2 separate regions of the Mus musculus genome follow, and region 1 is linked to region 2. A link is a loop called in an ENCODE intact Hi-C map of the cell type or tissue named here. Cell type or tissue: heart. All regions are shown on one strand.

Region 1 (5,000 bases), 74 kb before region 2:
GTCAGCTCCTTCTTCCATGGTCCAGGAGTCATCAGGCTTCGGTAACCAGGCTGGCTATACCACCAGCCCTAGACTGCATTAGTTTCAAAATAAACTTGGGCCACTATCTCTGAACGTCAACTTTTTAAATGACAGTTAAAGATTTTGAGAGGAAAAATTATCACTTAACCTGTAAACATTTCAAATTCTGTAATGTCCAAAACTGATCTAATTTTCTTTCCTATCAAGTCTATTCTTCAAATGATACTTTATTTATCCACCCAAGCCAGAAGCACGTTTGACTCTTCTTTCCTACAGTCAGTCAACTCCTGCTAATTTTCTTTTCTCTTTCTGTAGGAGAAATATACTACTACTCAACCTCTACTGTAAGGTTGGCAGCCCTGAGAACTCCTCTTTTAGTGTAGCATGTTCTGGATGCATTCCTGCTCCAAATAGAATGAGGAGAAGGTATTTCCACATGCAACCTGAGATTGAAATACTACCTAACTGCTGACTCTACTTTCTCTGTACCCCAGGGCTTAATGTCAAGCCAATCACCCACAAACTTACCATTTTCAAAAAGAGTCATCTCATTCATTCTATCTTAACTCTAAATACTGTAAGCACAATCATGTTAATCACAAACTAATTTTAATTATGTTTGATCTCCACATCTTTTTCAGAGTAAGTCCCCAGTGACTTCCAGGCAATCTAATCTATACAATATGGTATCTGATTTGGCGTGGCTTTACCTTTTTACCTAAGATCTCTACACTGCCTGCCTATTCATTACACCATATTTTAGTTACTTTGCTGGCTGCTCCATAAGCTACCTTTAGGTAACCACACTAGATCATGCTTCCTTTTGCCCAGCTCCTCTGTGATCTACACAGTTAAAACAATTTCTGTATACTCTTAAACGTAAACCAACATGTTATTCTAGATTGACTCTCAGTTCTTCAGACCAGCATTCCGATTATTCACATTAAAATTTCCAACTCCGTAACTGTATGCCCGAAGTACAGTTGAACATATGTTACGCAATGCTCGAAATATTCAGCCATGTACAGTACACAAAATCTACATTAAGGTTTGCTATATTTTGGGTACACATTTTAACAAAACAGTTAAAAACAATATCTTAGAAAAAATCAAAATGAAAATGGAGGGAAAAAAAAACTCCCCCAAAACGTTGGGAACACGAGGAAGGATAAACTGTCCTATTGGTTGAGTAGTACGGAAGGAAATAAAGTCAGAGAGAAATTCAGAGCTAAGCATGTGGCCTCTGAGCAAAAGCACTACCTCGAGAAAACTCAACTTCACAGGAAGTCAAAAAAGGAGGGAGTAAAAGAATTGCGGGAAGTAGAGTGCAGACCCGCGTAGACGGTTATCTGTGGAGGTCCGGAAGAGGTGCCCACATACGAAAGGTGAAAGTTCTGCTTTTGGGAAACTAGAATCTCGAGTTTCTGGGCGGCTGGAGCCTCAGACACCACCCGGGGAAACACACGCCCTAGACCGGCTGCTCCGCAGGACCGACAGCCTGAGCGATGCACCTGACCACACTGGAGACAGGGAGGCTCCGCAGGGAAGGGACAGTGGAAAGGACAAGAGAAGCGCGGAGGAGATGATGAGGGAGGGAGACAGGGAAGGAGGACGCTCGAGGCAATTCAAGTGTCCGAGTCCCAAGTCCGGAGAACACAGCAGTGCACAGGCAGAGGGACTCCTTCCCCTCGTGGTGTGGCTCCCAAGATCACTGCGGAGACGCGGCCGCCCCGGGCCGAGGACGCGGCAGAAGCCCTACTTTCCACACACGCCGACTCCAGTCCCTGAAGTCACTTCTCCGACGCCGGGCGTCGGTGGCGGCAGGTGACCGCCTGGCCCAACGCGGGCCTCCTCCCGGAACCCCCGGCCCAGGACGGTCCCCCTGGTGCTCACCGAATCCTTTAATGAGCTCGGTGAAGACCCCGGGGTCGCTTTCCATGAGACACCACTCCCCGGCATTGCTCGACATGGTCCCCGACCACACACACACCGCCCCGCTTCCACCTCGCGCTCTCCGGAGCCCCGCAGCACAAGCTGCCACCGGCCGCAGACCTCAGCAAAACCCGCCGCCGAGCGTCAACCCCACGTCACCCCGCCTACTTCCCGACAGCCTCCGGGCGCCGTCACCTGCCGCGCGCCGGAGCACAGAAGGACGCTCTAGCCACCCGGGAGACGTCGAAACGCCTCTCCTGCCTCTCAGGATCCGTAGCGCCCTCTGCCGGGCCGGAGAAGTAGCGGGGCCTCGGAGCGCCGGAGGGAGGCACATCCGGGACCCTTGGCACCCCAGAGCTGGGGCGGGGCGATGGAAGGGGCGGGGCTCGAGACGGGGCGGGGCGGGGCTCGCTCCGACCCGAACCTGGAGCTGTCCTCGCCCTTTCGGGCCGCCTCCTATTCCTGGTGCGACGCAGGCTTTCTGTAGGCGCCGCGGGTCCTGAGCATCACCTTCCAGGTAAAGGTGGGTCACTGCAGGCCTGCTGCGGGCCGGGGAACCGCGTTTTGGGCAGTCCCAGCGATCCTGGGCACTTGAGGGCTGGCCGGTGCGCACTCTCTTCCAGCCGCATCCCAGCGTCAGAGGCCAGGCAAAGCCTTCGCCGCCTCTGTGCTCCGGCACCCGCCGGAGGAGAGCATGGACCGACTTCGCATCTGAACATTTCGAACCTGGCCTAGTTGCTCCGGGAGGATGGAATCTTGGGGAACTCAGGTCAACTCTCCCACTTGCAAAGCTCCTGGCGAGCGAACGTGCCAAGGCCCCTTTTCACTCTTTTCTCTCTTCCTGCGGCTTTGGCATAGAGGCGTTGTCTCGGATACCGGTTTGGGAAGGAGCTTTGTGGGAAGACCGAAAGGAAATTATCTTAGAGGAATAATAATCAAGGAAGGGAGAAAGATTTCTCGTCCAAGGGATGAGAGACTCATGTATCGGGATGAAGTGCCTTACGGAAAAATGCGCACCATCCCTCTCCCGCCACCCCTCCCCCCTTAATAGTGCATTATTTTAAAAACACTTGAAATGGTTTTGATGAATAGAACAAAAAATAGCTATTTGTAATTAATACTTATCATTCTTCGGAGGTGGTTTTATTCATCATTTCATAAAAGTATGTTCCAAGGAAGGCTTTTGGCTTCCACAGGAAAAATTTTTGCTCAGAGCATCCTACCATGGTGACATCTTGCCACAGTTCCTCAATACTTTTCATTGCATCGCCCTTAATGGAGTTGATATTTTCATTACCTTTGTGTATGGCATATCCATTTGAACCTGGGATCCTGGCTTTGTAAAGTATTATAGCTTCATTACTGTAAAATTAGCCTTGGCTTTTATTTTTAAAGAAACTGCGTATTTGCTTGACTTCTCAGGGTGAAAAAAAAAAAGTTAGCCTTTCCAAATTACATGAAATATTGGCTTAATGTTTGTGTAAATTGAAGGAAAACATGGTAATCTTTGTACTAGTAATGGTACGACGTATATAGATTGTAGTCCAGAAGATCTTGAAGCAGAAGTGTTATTACATCAGTGTCTTGCTATCTGGTTTACATTCTGCATTAAGAGAATGGACAACATATGGATCAACACATCACTGCTTGGCCTTATGTCGAAGAACAAGTGTAAAATGCTCCAAATGTTGCCATAGTTCTAACAGTTAAAGGCTCTAAAGCTTTAATTTATAGAGATGTTAGAAAACTTCAAGTGGTATAAATTCGGGAGACTGTTGTTGTGTTTAAAGAGGTCAGAACAACTCAAAGAAGAATTCACTTGATTGGTTTTGACTTAGGCTTATAGCACTTGACTCCATAGGACTAGACTACCAGAAAACCAGACTTTGATTTGCCTCACTGCCCAGCTGCCTTCTAAACCACTGGACTGCAGCTTAGGGTTTTGAGAAAGGGGACACTGGCAGTTGAAGAAAGAAGGAGTTAAGCTACTGTTAGTTGATGGAAGCTGTCTTGAAACTCAGCTTGAGTCACTTCATTAGTATTACTAAGATACTCCTAGCGCTTGGTACATTCCAAAAGATTTTGAAACTATCAGGAACCATTGTATCTCCATGTCATCTAATGTCGCCAATTTTAAAGTAGTTTGTATTTTAGCCCTTAGTAATAAAAAGGAGAATGAATAGCTTGAAGTAAACTGCCATTCGATTTTCTATATTTAAATGTTTTTATTGAGACTTATATATGCAAAGAAGTTTTGTAGGTGACCTAGTCACCAGCAGGGCAAGGTGCAATTCCAAGGTGCCTACTCTGCAGCCAGAAGAGGTTCTCTCTAGGGACTTCTACTCAGGTGTAGCTGGGACCCTGACTTAAACTGCAGAAGACCATTTCCAAATGAGTCGGTCTGAAGGCATGCTGGACACTGTAGTTCATAGGCACCACAGCTGGGTAGGATTGTTAGTTGCTTCCCTCACTTGGAAGCCTTCTGGGATCATGAAAGCTAGTCCTCAGGCTTTGCAGTTTGAGACCTCTTGGTCATGTGTCCAAAATACATGGTGTCTTCAGCAATAAGCACTTTACTAACCTTCCTCCTCTGAGAGGCAACTACAGGCACTAACAATAGCCTAGGATTTGGGGGAAATCTCTTATTAGACAACCCTGACCAACAAGCCCAAAAGGAACTAACATCTTATATGTAGTGTTGGAGTTTTTGCAAAGTGGTCTCTGGATCTTGGGGAAAGCGTTGTCAGCCAGGGTGAATGCATTTCACTTAAACTATATGTATACACAGACTTACATGTAATATGTGTAATTTTACGTAAATAGATAATATGACTCCTTATGACTTTTTCAGACCCTAAGGCTGCTATTTTACCTCCTCCCTGCCTCTAATTAGAGTTCCCACATCATCACAGTTTTTCCACTTCCCGCTTCAGACCGCCTGTACCCTGCCATTCCTCTCTCTATTGCTTCTCTCTTCCCTGCTCACCCCTGCCGTGGTCCCTTTGTACTTTGCTGTTTTCAGCTGTTTCTGCAGACTGTGTACTCAC
Region 2 (5,000 bases):
ATATTTAGAATGTAGTCAGGGAGTATGCTGATTTAGTAAAATGGAGGTTGTAGGTTCTCCTTCAAGATCCATTACTTTCCTAGCACGGGAAGTTAGCTAGGTCTTCTGGACCAGGCATGGTGTCCCTCTTGTTGAGTAGGTCTTAAGTCCAATTGGAGAGCTCTTGGTTCCTACCAATGTTCATGTGTCCCTATGAAGTGCACAGCTTTGCCCGTGATAAAACAAAAATTTTTTTTTGTTTGTTTGTTTTTTTCAAGACAGGGGTTTCTCTGTGTAGCCCTGGGTGTCCTGGAACTCACTGTGTAGACCAGGCTGGTCTTGAACTCAGAAATCCGCCTGCCTCTGCCTCCCAAGTTCTGGGATTAAAGGCATGCGCCACCACTGCCCAGCAATAAAACTATTTTGAATATAATTTTTAGTTACTTTCCCGAATCTTTAGTTCTACAACTACTATTATCTTTTATTAGATTTTGACCTTCTTGACTTAACATGAGAGGGACAATTTAAGGGAATTTATATAACAAAAACAAAGTAGAACTTCCGTGCTTTAACTGCTATACACTATAAATTACTAACCATGTATCTTACAACGTTGAGTTTAAGGATCATTAACCTTAAAAACATAAATTAATCAAAAAGAGAAATTGGTTGGAAATGATTTGTATATGAATTAAAATTCATAAAAACTATTGTTGACTCTCTTAACTCCATGAAACCTACCTATGCATTTATTACCCAGACTTTACTTGGAGCCTTTATCTTTTCACTTACTACAACATCGTTCTAGGAGCTGTCACTGTACCAAGTATAGTACATATGACCAATATATACTACATGTCATACAGTCGGTTCATCTCATGTCATACAGTCGGTTCATCTCCTAGGAGGTAGAGAAGCAAACAAAGGGGACAAGGAAATACTGGATGCTGTGATATAGGCATAAGTTCAGAGATGTGAAAGGGACAGACAAGCACAGTCAGTTCTTTATAACCTGCATTTGCAGTGAGGTTCTGAGACACATTGACGGGAGAAAGACATTTGTGGAGCAGACATTTTTTTAACCTCATACTTCTTTCTATACCCAAATTACACTTTGTCACACATAACAAAAGTCCCCCCCCCCAAAAAAAAACAGACCAAAGTATTTGTTTTTATAAGTAACAAAGTGTGCCTCCTTCTCACAAAGAGTGAAAAAGAAATATTAGGCTTGAAGTATATGTTTAAAGTACACAGGCCATGAATAGTATGCAGAATTGATTTCTAGGTTCCCATAATCATAAAGGCACCGGTAAGCCTTTTGAGTACCACTTAAAAGTCTGTTCGTCTGAAAAAGTGTTCTAATTCACAGCTTGAGGTTTCTGAAGGAGTATTTCTTCCATTCATAACCTGAAATCACTTGAGGCTTTTTTTGTGATTACCCGGGAGAAGCTGAGGGGATGGAAAAAGTTGTTTCCAAGGAAAGGAGGGGGACGAGTCAACAATGAATGGTCCTTCGTCGACGCGTTGGGATGCTTTCAGCTTTTTCTCTGATTAATTTTATTCTGTCTACCAATCAAACGATGTTAGGAGACCAGAGACTAACAAACGGGGCAAGAATTGTCCTCCACCTAACTCTTCTTTTCCTCTTTGCAAATACACCCCTTATTAAAATCCAGCCTAAACTTGAAAACGTCCACATTTCAAAGCTCCAGCTTTCCCTAGGAGCTGTTCCTGACCATGGGGACCTATGTCGCAGAGTGCGGTGGGGCTCCGATGCAGACAGAAAGGTAGTCCTGGGGTTCAAGGGAGGGAAGCGGAGCCTGGCGCAGGGAAAGTTTAAATCACCCGGCGGCGGCGCGCGCTCTGGGATTGAAAAGCGCGGAAGCGCCCAGCAGGTGCGCGCGCACCTGTCGCTCGCCCCGTGCGAGCCTTGAGACCGCACCGGGGCCCGGTTCCGCTAGGGCGCCGCACACGCGGAGCGCCGAGGCCCGCTCCCCGTTTCCCGAAGTCGGCGGCGCGCCCCGCGGGCGTCTGGGTGGCGCGTGTGCTCGGGCGGCCACGGCGCCCCCTGGCGGCGGCCCGCGGCCCCGGCGGAGCGTGGGTCAGTCAGGCGTTCTCCGCGGGCAGCCCGCGGCGGGGCCTTGCCTTATATAGCGCGGGGTCCTCGGCGGCCTGGGTGGCTTCTGCCCGTGCTGCTGTCGTAGACGCGGCCGGCTGTTGAGTGTGGCGGCTGTTGGTTCGCGGCGGCGGCGGCGGCGGCGGGGGGAAGAGGGCGAGGCGACGGGGGAAGGAGGCGGCAGGCGCGGCGGCGACGGCGGGGCCCGGGGCCCGCGGCGGCGGCGGCGGCAGCAGCGAGGGGGGCGAAGATGGCGGACGTGCTCAGCGTCCTGCGACAGTACAACATCCAGAAGAAGGAGATCGTGGTCAAGGGGGATGAAGTGATCTTCGGGGAGTTCTCCTGGCCCAAGAATGTGAAGACCAACTATGTAGTTTGGGGGTGAGTGCGGCGTGGCTGTGGCCTAGTGGTGGCGGGGCAGCATCGGGCGCCCCCGGGCGACCTCTTTCCCTAAAGCCCTCCTCCCTGTCCTCCTCGGAGTCCCTCAGGGATGAGAGGGGGGAGAAAAAAAAATGGGTGCTCTGGGGAAAAAGTTATTCTCTGGAGAAGAAGTTGTACTTTTAGGGCGAGGAGGGAAGAAGTGGAGCGGATTCTAGAGCGGTCAAGTCTTCTCTGTGTTGGAGAAGCCGAAGGGAAAGGTACCATGGGAGTTTCCGACTTGCCAGTTGGCGTGGAGTGTGTACAGGTTGTCCGCGCCGTGTGGGGCTGGTGCACGGCTACCTGGACGGAGGTGTAGAAGGACAGCGATCGATCGCAGCATCTGCCGGCCACCGAGTCGCTTTTTGTTCTTAGGTTTTTTTTTTTTTTGTAATCTCCCAGAGCCTGCCATGTGTTGCAACTGTCTTCTTTGGCTCCTCGAGCGCCTCGGCAATTTTCTTTTTTTTCTTTTTTCATAATAGGGGTAGGTTGATGTTATTCCTCAAGAGGGGTTGGGGGAGAAAAAAAAAAAGGAATAGACAGCTATCACTTAGAGTTAAGGGACGATTAGGAGAGTTTGGAAGTTTGCTGAAACAGTATTGGAGCTGAAAGCAGGACTTTGTTGGGGAGAAAGTTACCGGGGAAATGCAGTGAGACCGGGGGAAAAGCAGTGAGCTTTACATACGGGTCTGAGAAATTGATCCTGTGTGCTCTTCAGGAAGAGCCTTCAAAGGAAAAACAAAACAAAACCATTTGTGATTATTGTTCCATGGATGCCGTGGATGTAAGTCGTTCAGGAAATCACAGAGGGTCAAGTTGAAGAATCCTTTGAGTCCTCTGTAATGATGTTACTACTATTGATGCTTCTCTTTGATTACTAGAATGAGTCAGAATTTTGGTACCCATTTTGTTTGAATAACTTTGAACGATCAATTTAACACGAGAAAATCAATTTAAGATTTCTTTGGACTTACTGATTTCCTTTTTGAAATGTTGATTAAGTGATATTTTGAGTTTCCCATGTTTTACTCTTTCAAATAAATAACACAATTATTTTATTGGGTTTTGTTTGTTTGTTTGTTTGTTTTTTGAGACAGGGTTTCTCTGTGTAGCCCTGGCTGTCCTGGAACTCACTCTGTAGACCAGACTGGCTTCAAACTCAGAAATTCATCTGCCTCTACCTCCCAAGTGCTGGGATTAAAGGCACCACGCCCGGCTTATTTTATTGGGTTTTAATGAATATTTTTTCTTTAACAAACCTAAGGGATAAAGGAAATTTAACTTGAAAAAAAAAAAGCCTAAAACTCTGGTTCCTTCCTTAAACTATTTTGGCTAGAAAAGGTGAAACAGATTAAGTTGATCTGAACTGTTTTGTAGCTGATAAGAAGAGAACAGTTGTTTCCTTGTAGGTGAGGTGCATTATCCAAAGCCTGGAATAAATGAATGAACAGATGAGTAAACTTGAAAGAACAGCCAAGAAGTTGAGTGAAGTAGTGGGATAGCCTTCCAGTGTGGGGGAGCTATAGACTTAAGACATGAGGCCTGGAAAGGACATGGCTTGACAAGCATGTACAAAGGAGTGAAAAAGTAAAACTTAGAAGAAATTTAAAACTTTCAACATTAAATTTTTAGCAGAAGTTATTAACTCTACATGTATGCACGTCTAAATGTATATCGATAAAAGATTAGTCCGTACCCTTAATGTGTTCAGTGCTTTCTATTTTTATGATAATTTGTATAATAACTACTAATGAGTGATTGGACATAATATCAGTTTTGAGCAGTGGTTCTTAACCTGTGAGTTGAGACCCTTCTGGAGGGCGTGGAAAGATCCTTTCCAGGGATCAATCACCTGAGACCATCAGAAAACATAGTTACATTTATAACAGCAGCAAAGTTACAGTTATGAAGTAGCAATGAAAATGATTTTTTAGTTGGAGGTCACAACAGGAGGAATTGTATTAAAGGTTTGTAGCATCAGGAGGGCTGAGGACCACTTGTTTAGAGGAAAAGTGATAATAGAGGCTAGTAAAGGAGATTTAGGACACATTTCAGTGAGCTGTATTTAAATGGATTCATACAGTTGAACCGTCATAAGAAGTTGGAGGAGAAAGGACCTGCTTGCAGAGCAGTCTATGTGTTATCACTAGAGAGCTTGTATCCTCAAGACTACATTGTTGGATCACAGAGTTACATTTTGGCTTTGTTTTAGTGTCAGTTTGAGAGATGTTATAAGGATCATCTCTTTGAAGTACATCCTTTTTTTTTTTTTTTTTTGGTTTTTTTTTTTTTTTGGTTTTTCGAGACAGGGTTTCTCTGTATAGCCCTGGCTGTCCTGGAGCTCACTTTGTAGACCAGGCTGGCCTCGAACTCAGAAATCCGCCTGCCTCTGCCTCCCGAGTGCTGGGATTAAAGGCATGCGCCACCACGCCCGGCGAAGTACATCCTTTTAACTTACAGACTATTGTTGAGGATGTTGTATAGCAGT

The links. A loop is a pair of places that touch in the nucleus more often than their neighbours do. Peaks named below come from ENCODE experiments on the same cell type or tissue, not always from the same donor. Only the 100,000 strongest peaks of a DNase experiment are listed, where the experiment ranks them.
Region 1: a loop joins it to region 2, with 6 times the contacts of the local background. A loop is called at or near these places in 10 of 42 quality-filtered maps.

Annotation. Positions count from the first base shown.
Region 1 is chr1:143,774,391-143,779,390 of GRCm38, reverse strand. It overlaps Ro60 (Ro60, Y RNA binding protein), which reads left to right and starts at 2,340. Exons shown (of 9, transcript NM_013835.2): 1 at 2,340-2,470. It overlaps Uchl5 (ubiquitin carboxyl-terminal esterase L5), which reads right to left and starts at 2,113. Exons shown (of 11, transcript NM_019562.2): 1 at 1,915-2,113. The coding sequence starts at 1,990. LOC115487685 (a small nucleolar RNA gene) reads right to left here and starts at 463; the gene lies at 329-463. In heart, a CTCF peak has its summit at 2,229 (motif pointing left); a DNase peak (open chromatin) is centred at 2,220; H3K4me3 peaks cover 2,699 bases; H3K27ac peaks cover 1,776 bases.
Region 2 is chr1:143,699,970-143,704,969 of GRCm38, reverse strand. It overlaps Cdc73 (cell division cycle 73, Paf1/RNA polymerase II complex component), which reads left to right and starts at 2,077. Exons shown (of 17, transcript NM_145991.2): 1 at 2,077-2,476. The coding sequence starts at 2,346. In heart, CTCF peaks have their summits at 1,853 and 2,053 (motif pointing left); a DNase peak (open chromatin) is centred at 2,099; H3K4me3 peaks cover 2,879 bases; H3K27ac peaks cover 1,849 bases.